Regions from separate parts of the Homo sapiens genome. Here region 1 is linked to region 2. Evidence: read pairs that join two places in POLR2A ChIA-PET (ENCODE). Cell type or tissue: OCI-LY7. All regions are shown on one strand. Links, peaks and the distances in the headings refer to the core of each region. The heading gives the core; the rest is flanking DNA.

Evidence for each region. ChIA-PET counts read pairs that join two places held together with the same protein. Peaks named below come from ENCODE experiments on the same cell type or tissue, not always from the same donor. Only the 100,000 strongest peaks of a DNase experiment are listed, where the experiment ranks them.
Region 1: POLR2A ChIA-PET joins it to region 2 with 5 read pairs; 6 of 35 experiments call an interaction of 5 or more read pairs at or near these places.

The regions. Positions count from the first base shown.
Region 1 is chr1:37,962,204-37,967,575 of GRCh38, reverse strand. All of the region lies in intron 15 of SF3A3 (splicing factor 3a subunit 3), which reads left to right. Among named protein-coding and RNA genes, the nearest start is that of INPP5B, 18 kb to the right of the region's middle. In OCI-LY7, for the core only: no CTCF peak of the experiment used is centred there; no DNase peak of the experiment used is centred there.
Region 2 is chr1:37,849,873-37,855,244 of GRCh38, reverse strand. The region is part of intron 2 of MTF1 (metal regulatory transcription factor 1); the gene reads left to right. Among named protein-coding and RNA genes, the nearest start is that of MTF1, 7.0 kb to the left of the region's middle. In OCI-LY7, for the core only: no CTCF peak of the experiment used is centred there; no DNase peak of the experiment used is centred there; H3K27ac peaks cover 854 bases.

The DNA.
Region 1 (5,372 bases), core at 138-5,137, 110 kb before region 2:
CTCCCGGTAGCTGGGACTACAGGCGCCCGCCACCACACTTGGCTAATTTTTTGTGTTTTTAGTAGAGACAGGGTTTCACAGTGTTAGCCAGGATGGTCTTGATCTCCTGACCTCATGATCCGCCCGCCTTGGCCTCCCAAAGTGCTGGGATTACAGGCATGAGCCGCCACACCTGGCTAATTTTTTGTATTTTTAGTAGAGACGGGGTTTCACTGTGTGAGCCAGGATGGCCTTGAACTCCCGACCTCAGGTGATCCGCCCACTTCAGCCTCCCAAAGTGCTGGGATTATAGGCGTGAGCCACCATGCCCAGCCTTTGTTTCTGAGACGAGTCTCACTCTGTCACCAGGCTGGAGTGCAGTGGCACGATCTTGGCTCCTGCAACCTCCGTCTCCTGGGCTCAAGCAATTCTCCTGCCTCAGCCTCCCTAGTACCTGGGATTACAGGCATGTGCCACCATGCCCAGCTAATTTTTCTATTTTTAGTAGAGATGGGCTTTCATCATGTTGGCCAGGCTGGTTGAGGTGACGAACTCCTGACCTCAAGTGATCCACCCATGTTGGCCTCCCAAAGTGCTGGGATAACAGGCGTGAGCCACCGCGCCTAATTATTGCATTTTTTTTTTTTTTTTTTTTTTTTTTGAGATGGAGTTTCGCTCATATTGCCCAGGCTGGAGTGCAATGGTGCGATCTCGGCTCACTGCAACCTGTGCCTCCTGGGTTCAAGCGATTCTCCTGCCTCAGCCTCCCGAGTAGCTGGGATTACAAGTATGCGCCACCATGCCTGGCTAATTTTGTACTTTTAGTAGAGACGGGTTTCTCCATGTTGGTCAGGCTGGTCTTGAACTCCTGACCTCAGGTGATCTGCCCACCTCGGCCTCCCAAAGTGCTGCGATTACAGGCGTGATCCACCGTGCCCAGCTAATTATTGCATTTTTAAGAGAAATGAATTAGTCGGCAATACTGATTGTTTCTCCTTTGAGAAGAGCTCTGTGCTGAGTATAAACCAGGGCTTTTAGCCTGGGTCTGTGAACTCCCTTTTATGCAAGATTTTGATTGAATGGTTGTATGGATAGTTTTCTGAATTGATTTTAATGTGTTAAATAATGACTGATATAAAGGAAAATATAGAAGTACCCTCAGTAAGCTTGTGTTAGAGGCTATAGAAACACAGCAGCAAAATACCTCTTGAAGAAAGTGAAGCGGAGTGCATGTCAGGGAATGTGCTGCTGAAGCACATAGAGGACCACCGCCAGGCTTCCTGTTTTCCCAGCAGTAGTAGCTTTCTCTGCCATTAACATTTTCATGGCAGCCTTTTCTTTTCTTCTTTTTTTTTAATTTAATTTAATTAATTAATTTATTTATTTATTTTTTTGAGACAGAGTCTTGCTCTGTCACCCAAGCTGGAGTGCAGTAGCGTGATCTCAGCTCACTGCAACCTCCACCTCCTGGTTCCAAGCGATTCTCCTGCCTCAGCCTCCCGAGTAGCTGGAATTACAAGCGCTCGCCACCACGCCTGGCTAATTTTTTTGTATTTTTAGTAGAGACGGGGTTTTAGCATGTTGGCCAGGCTGGTCTCAAACTCCTGATCTCAGGTGACCTACCTGCCTTGGCTTCCCAAAGTACTGGGATTACAGGCGTTAGCCACCGCGCCCATCCCGGCTTTTTATATTCTTTTCAGTGGATCTATGTCACATTTCACTGTTGGCTGATTAGACAGAAGTAAGGTATTTTACCCCCCCATCCCACCCCCCACTGTTAAATTACAGGCACTTTACTCTCAGTTATGTTTAGCAGGCTGTTCAGCTGTTTGGTCAGCTTGAACCTTGGGCTTCCAACTCTGTTGCCCAGGCTGGAGTGCAGTTGTGCCATCACAGCTCACTGCAATCTCTGCCTCCCAGGCTCAAGTGATCCTCCCACTTCAGATTCCCAAGCTGATGGGACTACAGGCTTGTGCCACCATGCCTGGCTAATTTTTGTATTTTTTGTAAAGATGGTGTGTCACCATGTTGCCCAGGCTGGTCTTAAAGTCCTGTACTCAAGCAATCTGCCTGTCTCAGCCTCCGAAAGTGCTGGGATTGCAGGCGTGATCCCCGCCCAACATGCAACATGCTACAACCTGTCATTTGAAACTGTTTATATTGACAGAGATTATCTCTTCAGTGGGACTGCGCTAAGATTCTTTAACTTATATAATTTCTTGACTTCTTATGACAAAGAAAGCAAGTGCTTTATAAAACTATTCTGAGTTTATTTTCTTTTTTTTTTTTTTTTTGTGCCGATGGGGTTTCCTTATGTTGCCCAGGCTGGTCTCAAACTCCTGGGCTGAAGTGATCCTCCCACCTTGGCCCTACAAAATGCTGGGATTATAGGCATGAGGCACTGCACCCAACTTTATTTTTTTATTTTTTATTTTTTTTTGAGACAGAGTCTTGCTCTGTTGCCCAGGCTGGAATGCAGTGGCTGATCTCGGCTCACTGCAACCTTCGCCTCCTGGGTTCAAGCAATTCTTGTGCCTTAACCTCCCAAGTAGCTGGGACCACAGGTATGCACCACTACGCCCAGCAATTTTTGTATTTTTAGTAGAGACGGGGTTTCACCATGTTGGCCAGGCTGGCCTGGAACTTCTGACCTCAAGTGATGCACCCGCATTGGCCTCCCAAAGTGCTAGGATTATAGGCATGAGCCACCATGCTCATGTTAAGAGAATGACTGATATAAAGGGAAAAATAGAAGTGCCCTCAGTAAGCTTGTGTTTGAGGCTATAGAAACACAGCAGCAAAATACCTCTTGAAGAAAGTGAAGTGGAGTGCATATCAGGGAATGTGCTGCTGAAGCACATAGAGGACCACCGCCAGGCTTCCTGTTTTCCCCGCAGTGGTAGCTTTCTCTGCCATTAACATTTTCATGGCAGCCTTTTTCTTTACTTCTTTTTTTATTTCATTTCATTTAATTTCTTTTTTAATTTTTAAGACAGAGTCTTGCTCTGTCAACCAGGCTGGAGTGCAGTGGCGTGATCTCAGCTCACTGCAATCTCCACCTCCTGGTTCCAAGCGATTTCTCCTGCCTCAGCCTTCCGAGTAGCTGGAATTACAGGCGCTCGCCACCACGCCTGGCTAATTTTTTTGTATTTTTAGTAGAGACAGGGTTTTAGCATGTTGGCCAGGCTGGTCTCAAATTCCTGATCTCAGGTGACTTGCCTGCCTTGGCTTCCCAAAGTGCTGGGATTACAACACGTGTGTCTTAAAACAGTCTTTCCTCTTTCCACAACGCCTTACTGCCTTCTTTGAAATCACACTTATCACGTAATTTTTTAAGGGTTAGTCATTAAGAGTCTTTCTAGAAAGAAATCGTGTTCTCTTAGCCATACAGAGTTTGTTTTTGTTCTTGTTTTTTATTTGAGACGGAGTCTCGCACTGTCGCCAGGCTGGAGTGCAGTGGCGCAATCTCTGCTCACTGCAACCTCCACCTCCCGGGTTAAAGCGATTCTTCTGTCTCAGCCTCCCAAGTAGCTGGGACTACAGGCGTGCGCCACCACACCCAGCTAATTTTTGTATTTTTAGTAGGGATGGGGTTTCACCATGCTGGCCAAGATGGTCTTGATCTCTGACCTCATGATCTGCCCGCCTTGGCCTCCCAAAGTGCTGGGATTACAGGCATGAGCCACCATGCTTGGCTCTAATTTTTTTTTTTTTTTTTTTTTTTAAGAATATCATTGGCAGGGCCAGGCGCAATGGCTCACGCCTGTAATCCCAGCACTTTGGGAGGCTGAGGCGGGCAGATAACAAGGTCAGGAGATCGAGACCATCCTAGCTCACACAGTGAAACCCCGTCTCTACTAAAAATACAAAAAATTAGTCGGACGTTGTGGCGGGCGCCTGTAGTCCCAGCTACTTGGGAGGCTGAGGCAGGAGAATGGCGTGAACCCAGGAGGCGGAGCTTGCAGTGAGCCGAGATCCTGCCACTTTACTCCAACCTGGGCGACAGAGTGAGACTCTGTCTCAAAAAAAAAAAAGAATTATCATTGGCAGTTTCATGATTCTTCAATTGTATTACTTTCAGAATTTATCTACTTAGCTGTCTAGGTTAGTCAGTTTCTCCCTATGAATGTTGTTATTGCCACTGTTTTTGATTAGTTGTATTATTTCTACCCATCATGGCTTCCCTTGAACTTTTTAGGTTCACCACATAGCATTTGTAGTTTTATTTCTACCTCAATTTCTACTGCACCCGAACCCAGCCCCTGTCTTCTCTCTCTTTTTCTGAGACAGGGTCTTGCTCTTTGCCCAGGCTGGAGTGCAGTGGTACAATCTTGGATCACTGCAGCCTCTACCTCTTGGGCTCAAGTGATTCTCATGTCACCATTCCTGGCCTGGATTAACTTGTTTAGATCATTCTTTTGAAATTTTTATTTTCTCTCTTGGAGATTTTAGCCTGCAGCAAGAGATTCTGAACTGTCATTTAAGTTGCAGTGATTTTTTTTTTTTTTTGAGACGGAGTCTCGCTCTGTTGCTCAGGCTAGAGTGCAGTGGCGCGATCTCCACTCATTGCAACCTCCACCTCCTGTGTTCAAGCGATTCTCCTGTCTCAGCCTCCCGAGTGGCTGGGACTACAGGTGCACGCCAGCATGCCCAGCTAATTTTTTGTGTGTTTTAGTAGAGGTGGGGTTTCACTTTGTTGCCCGGGCTGGTCTCCACCTCCTGAGCTCAGGCAATCCACCCACCTCAGCTTCCCAAAGTGCTAGGATTACAGGCGTGAGCCACCGCACCCGGCCGCAGTGATTTTTTTTTTTTTTTTAACTTAGAGGGTTTTACTTATAAATTTATTATGTTAGTTATTCCATTGGTTTAGATTTATGATTTTTTTTTAACTGTACAAAAGCTAAGAAAGAGCCCTCTGAAATTGCCACCGGAAATCGCCATTTAGGTGATTGGTCGCACTTTATTAATATTCTTTTTTTTTTTTTTTTTTTTTGAGATGGAGTTTCGCTCTTGTTGCCCAGACTGGAGTGCAATAGCACGATCTCGGCCCACTGCAACCTCCACCTCCCGGGTTCAAGCGATTCTCCTGCCTCAGCCTCCCAAGTAGCAGGGATTACAGGCATGCACCACCATGCCCAGTTAATTTTGCATTTTTATTAGAGATGGGGTTTCTCCATGTTGGTCAGGTTGGTCTCGAACTCCCAACCTCAGGTGATCTGCCCACCTTAGCCTCCCAAAGTGTTGGGATTACAGGCGTGAGCCACCGCGCCCAGCCTTTTTTTTTTTTTTTTTTTTTTTTTTTTTTTTTTTTGACAGTCTCGCTCTGTCACCCAGGCTGAATTCTTGGTTAGATTCTTGAAGGGCTTTGGCAAAGAACATGACAGGGTACTGCC
Region 2 (5,372 bases), core at 185-5,184:
CTTTCTCCCACAGAACAGTCCATCAGCTATTTGAAGATCATGGATTTTTCTTCCTCTTGTACAGGCTAACCACCTCCATTTACTTAAATGTCCCTCTGTGACATTTTCCCCAGTCTCTCATCAGCCTAGTCACCTTTGATTATATGAATTCCAGTTTTCCAAGGTCCTTTTTTTCTTCTTTTTTTGAGATGGAGTTTTGCTGTTGTTGCCCAGGCTGGAGTGCAGTGGCGTGATCCCGGCTCACTGCAACCTCCGCCTCCCAGGTTCAAGCGATTCTCCTGCCTCAGCCTCCCAAGTAGCTGGGATTACAGGCATGCGCTACCACACCCAGCTAATTTTGTATTTTTAGTAGAGACAGGGTTTCTCCATGTTGGTCAGGCTGATCTCGAACTCCTGACCTCAGGGGATATGCCTGCCTTGGCCTCCCAAAGTGCTGGGATTACAGGCATGAGCCACCGCGCCCGGCCCCAGAGTCCTTTTAAAATCTGCAGTTGAGCGCAGTCTCATAAGTGTGAGTCAACTAGCACTGAATACAGTATGGCTCTTATCTCTTAATCTGGACACTGTACTACAATTACTATATAGTCTACATTTTATCAGCAACATCTTACTGTTAGCTTATAGTTGGAAATTTCTAGAGTAGTGCTTCTTAACTGCGGGCAGCTTTGCCCTCAGGAGATGTTTGGCAATGTCTAGAAACATTTTGTATTGTCATACTGTGGAGGCGATACTGGAATCTAGTGGGTAGAGGTTAAAGACATTGTTAAATGTTTTACAGTGCACAGGACAGCCCCCTACAACAAAGAACTGGCCCAAAATAGTGATAGTGCTGGGATTGAGAAACCCTGCTCTAGATTATTCTCATGTATGCAGCTGTCAGATCTAACAAAAATGAAAATGGAGACCTGCATGTAAGCCTTATTAAGAATATCTCCCGGCTGGACATGGTGGCTCACGCCTGTAATCCCAACACTTTGGGAGGCCAAGGCTGGTGGATCACCTGAGGTCAGGAGTTCGAGACTAGCCTGGCCAACACAATGAAACCCTGTGTCTATTAAAAATACAAAAAATTAGCCGGGCGTGGTGGCAGACGCCTGTAATCCCAGCTACTCTGGAGACTGAGGCAGGGGAATTGCTTGAACCCGGGAGGTGGAGGTTGCAATGAGCCAAGATGGTGCCACTGCACTCCAGCCTGGGCAACAAGAGCAAAACTCCATCTCAAAAAATAAAAAATAAAAATATCTCCCTATGAAATTTTATCTTGTTGGTTTCAGTCCAATATTTGAGCTTGTAGGGGGGTTCATTTCAACTCAACAAACATTTATAAAGCAAAATGCTGTTATGCTCTGTGGATGTTGCAAATGATTGTGGTAGTCGATTTATAGCATAGAAGCAGAAATTGTTTACACCAATAATCATAGCAGCAAACACAGTGTGGTAAATGTGAAGGAGAGGTACAAATATTGCACTGTGAGCACAGGGAAGCTCACCCTTAATTCTGGGATCAGGGAAGTCTTTGTGAAAAAGGTGGCGTTTGAGCTGGTCTTAAAGAATACATACAATTTAGGAAAAAAGCAGGAGAAGGTTTTTCCAAGAGAGAGGAACAGCATGAAACAAGGAATGCAGGTGGGAAACAGGCCATTTTCAGGGAATAGCCAGTTGTCCTGTTACAACAGAGTCAGCACACTTTTTTCTGCTTAGGGCTAAATAGTAAATATTCTGGGCTTTGCAGGCTATAAGGTCTCTGTTGGAGCTACTCCATTCTTCCATTGTAGCACAAAAGCAGCCATAGACAATACATAAAGAATGAACATGGCCAAGTTCTGATAAGACTTTACAAAAACAGGCAGTGGGGTGGATTTGGTTCACTGGCTGTAGTGTGCTGACCCTTAGACTAGAACATAGTAGTAGAAGGAGATAAGGATGGAAAGATAGCAAAGATCCAAACATGGAAGGCAGTGGTAACCTTCTATGGGTTTTGAACTGTACTCTCCTAGAAATGGTGGGAAACCATTGGAGGTGTCTAAGCCAAGGCTAGAGTGGTTAGATAGAGAATGTGGTTAGAGTAGCATTTTAGAAGGATTGGTCTGGCAGCAGAGGTAGCTTGGAGGCAGAGGAAAACTGGAGACTTCTTGCCTAGTTAGGAGACAGTTGTAGTTTATGTTTGGGGTTTCATTTAAATCTGAAGAAAGGATAGTGGCCTTGTTCATGGGAAGAATCAAGGACTTTTGTAGAAGTACGAGAGAACTTCGTACGTGTTATTGGAGTTTGATGAATGAGCCATGAGTTGGGCATGATTCAAAGGTTTTGAATAGGCCAGGCACAGTGGCTCATGCCTGTAATCCCAGCACTTTCGGAGGCAGAGGCAGGTGGATCAGTTGAGGTCTGGAGCTCTAGACCAGCCTGGCCAACATGGTGAAACCCTGTCTCTACTAAAAATACAAAAATTAGCCGGTTGTGGTGGTGCATGCCTGTAGTCCCAGCCACTTGGGAGGCTGAGGCAGGAGAATCACTTGAACCCAGAGGGCGGAGGGTGCAGTGAGCCATGATTGTGCCACTGCATTCCAGCCTGGGCAACAAAATGAGAATCTGGTTGGAAAAAAAAAAAAGGTTTTGAATCATGTTGATTGAAAGGATTCATCCATTTTCCCAAATTTGTTGAGTTTCTGCTGTGTCTTAGCACAGCTTTTTGATGGAGCTCAAATCTAGGTGAAGAGTTAAGCAGTTAAGAGTCCGTTGTGGTAGATATTTTAACAGAGGTGTATTCGAAGTGCTGTGTGCATGCTGAGGAGAAAGTGGCTAACTCTGCTCTCCGCACCCTCCAAATGGTGATCCCATTCATAGGAATCAAGAAAGATGGGAAAAGGAAAAAGTTTTGATGGGGTAATTAAAGAGTTTGGTAGGAGTGTATTGAATGTATAGTCCTTGGAGAAAAGTAACATGAACAAATGGAAAGCTCATTGGAAACGTGTATCTGAGGTCAAAGAAATGGTTTGGAGTTAGAATAGTAGTAGAAAGGGGCCTTCAAACTGTGGGTAGTTTACTTAAGGGAGAAGTAAGAGTTGGCCTGAGAATTTAAGGGTTGGAAAGAGAAAGAGGAACCCAAGAAGATCACAGTAGTCAAAGAGATGGGTCGACTGCAGTGTTGTGGAAGCTGAAGGAAGAGAGTGTCAACAAATGAGAATATTCCTGTGTGACCCTGCAGAGGGATTGAGGAGCCCCGAAGAAGCCTTTAGTTGTGCTGGTTGTGCAGTTGTTCACATATCATGAGAAGACTTGCAGCAGAGCACTGGGGCTGAAGCCAGGTTTTGAGTGATGAAGAAGTGAGTGAGTGATGAGGAAACAGGAGGCAGGAAATGTCAAGTTGGCTTTTTTTTTTTTTTTTAAATAAGTTTGGTAGTTAGAGGAAGAAGAGTGATGAGGCAGTAGTAGCTAGCTCAAGGAGATTGAATCATTTTTGTTTAGCATAGGTAATTTGGACATAGTTTAGGACCTAAACTTTAGGCCATCCTCCATCAGTGATTACTGTGTGAAAGTGTTTCATGAGCGAATGTTCGGGAAACATTAAGTTAAACCAAGACAGAAATTTGTTGATTAGGACTTCTCAGAGCCTTTGATGTGCCAACAGCTAAGAAGGAAGAAAACACAGAATTTTTCAAATGCTTTAAACTTGAGAAACCATTTTTCAGATCTAATTTCCAGGGATCAGTGTTTTGTGGAACACATTTTGGGAAATGCTGATCTAGGCAGAAGAGGAGGAGATGGTACAGAGGGAATGATTATGCAATCAGTGAAAAGCTGTCACTTTTCCACTTTGTACTATTCAAATTGGTTTATTCTATTTGCAAGTCTGGTTTGCCATTCTTGTCTTCAGATCATTGATAATCATATTGAATAGCACAGGGTCAAGGATATTATGAGCACTTTGTTCAGTTTGCTGGGGATTTAGCTCACTCCACTTTCCTCTCACCCACATTTTTCCATGCTATCCATGAGACCTTTGTGGAAGATGCTATATTCTTGAAATCAGTAGGTTTGGGGTTGGGTGGAGATTGAAGGAGAAGTAGCAGTAGCTTTAGTCTTCGAAAATCTTGCTTAATGACCAGACATTCAGGAGGCTTGCCTTCCTGAAGCACTGTCTTAGCTTAGCTTTTGTTTTGGCAGTGATTTTATTTTGGCATTAAAATCCACTTATTTGGCCTGAAGAGGCTGATGTTTATGACTACTCGATAACAGACTTCATGATCCTTTAGCTCTTCCTTACTCCTTTTCCTTTCGTTTTTTTTCAGCTTGGTTTTTGGTTTTTTCTTTTCCCTCCATGCACAGGTGTTACTCTTGAGAAATCAAATCATTTGATAACTAGTTGGTCTTCTTGGCTTCCCAAGCAGCTTATTTTCTGAGTCACATTTTAGCCTGAATTTCCTGTTTACTCCTGGTTTTTTCATTGTTTCATATAGTGTGGAGTTGGCTTACCTATTACTTCATTTTCTTTTCTTCATGCTTGTCTTGCGCAAAAAATAAACCAACCAGAACCTTGCCACAGATAGTCTTTTCCTACCACAAGGCCGCTGGTCATTCTGACTCGAATTTCACGTATCTTATTCTCATACTTGTTATTTCATTACTGTCTCCCTACTGATTTGGTAGCTTTGAGATCTCTCTCTCTCTCTCTCTCTCTTTCTCTCTCCCTTTTTTTTCTCTTTCTCTCTCTCATTCCCTTCCTCCCTCCCTTCCTTCCTTCTTTTCCCTTTCTGTCTTTCTTCTTTCCTTTCTCTCTTGAAACAGGGTCTCACTGTGTCACACAGGTTGGAGTGATTACAGTGGTGGGATCGTAGCTCACTGTAACCTCAAACTCCTGGGCTCAAGCAATCCTCCTGCCTCGACCTCCCAAAGTGCTGGGATTATAGGCATGAGCCATGGCACTTGGCCAGCTTGCAAAATTTCTAATCAAAATATTTTCATTCTGCCTAAAAACAAAAGCTTTTTTTTTTTTTTTTTTTTTTTGGTTGAGACAGGGTTCCATTCTGTAGCCAGGCTGGAGTACAGTGGCACGATCATGGCTCACTGCAGCCTTAACCTCCCAGGCTCAAGCCGTCCTGCCACCTCAGCCTCCACAGTAGCTGGGACCACAGGCATGTGCTACTGTGCCGGCTACTTTTTGGTGGTTGTTTTGGTAGAGAGGGGTCTCACTATGGGCTGGTTCCAAAATCCTGGGCTCACGCAATCCTTCCACCTTGGCCTCCCAAAGTATTGTGATTACCGGCATGAGCCACCATGTCTGGCCCTTTAAGGCCTTTCTACTCCAAGTCTCGAAGCAGCTGCGTCTTGTTGTTTGTTTGTTTGTTTACGTATTTTATTTTATTTTTTTAAGA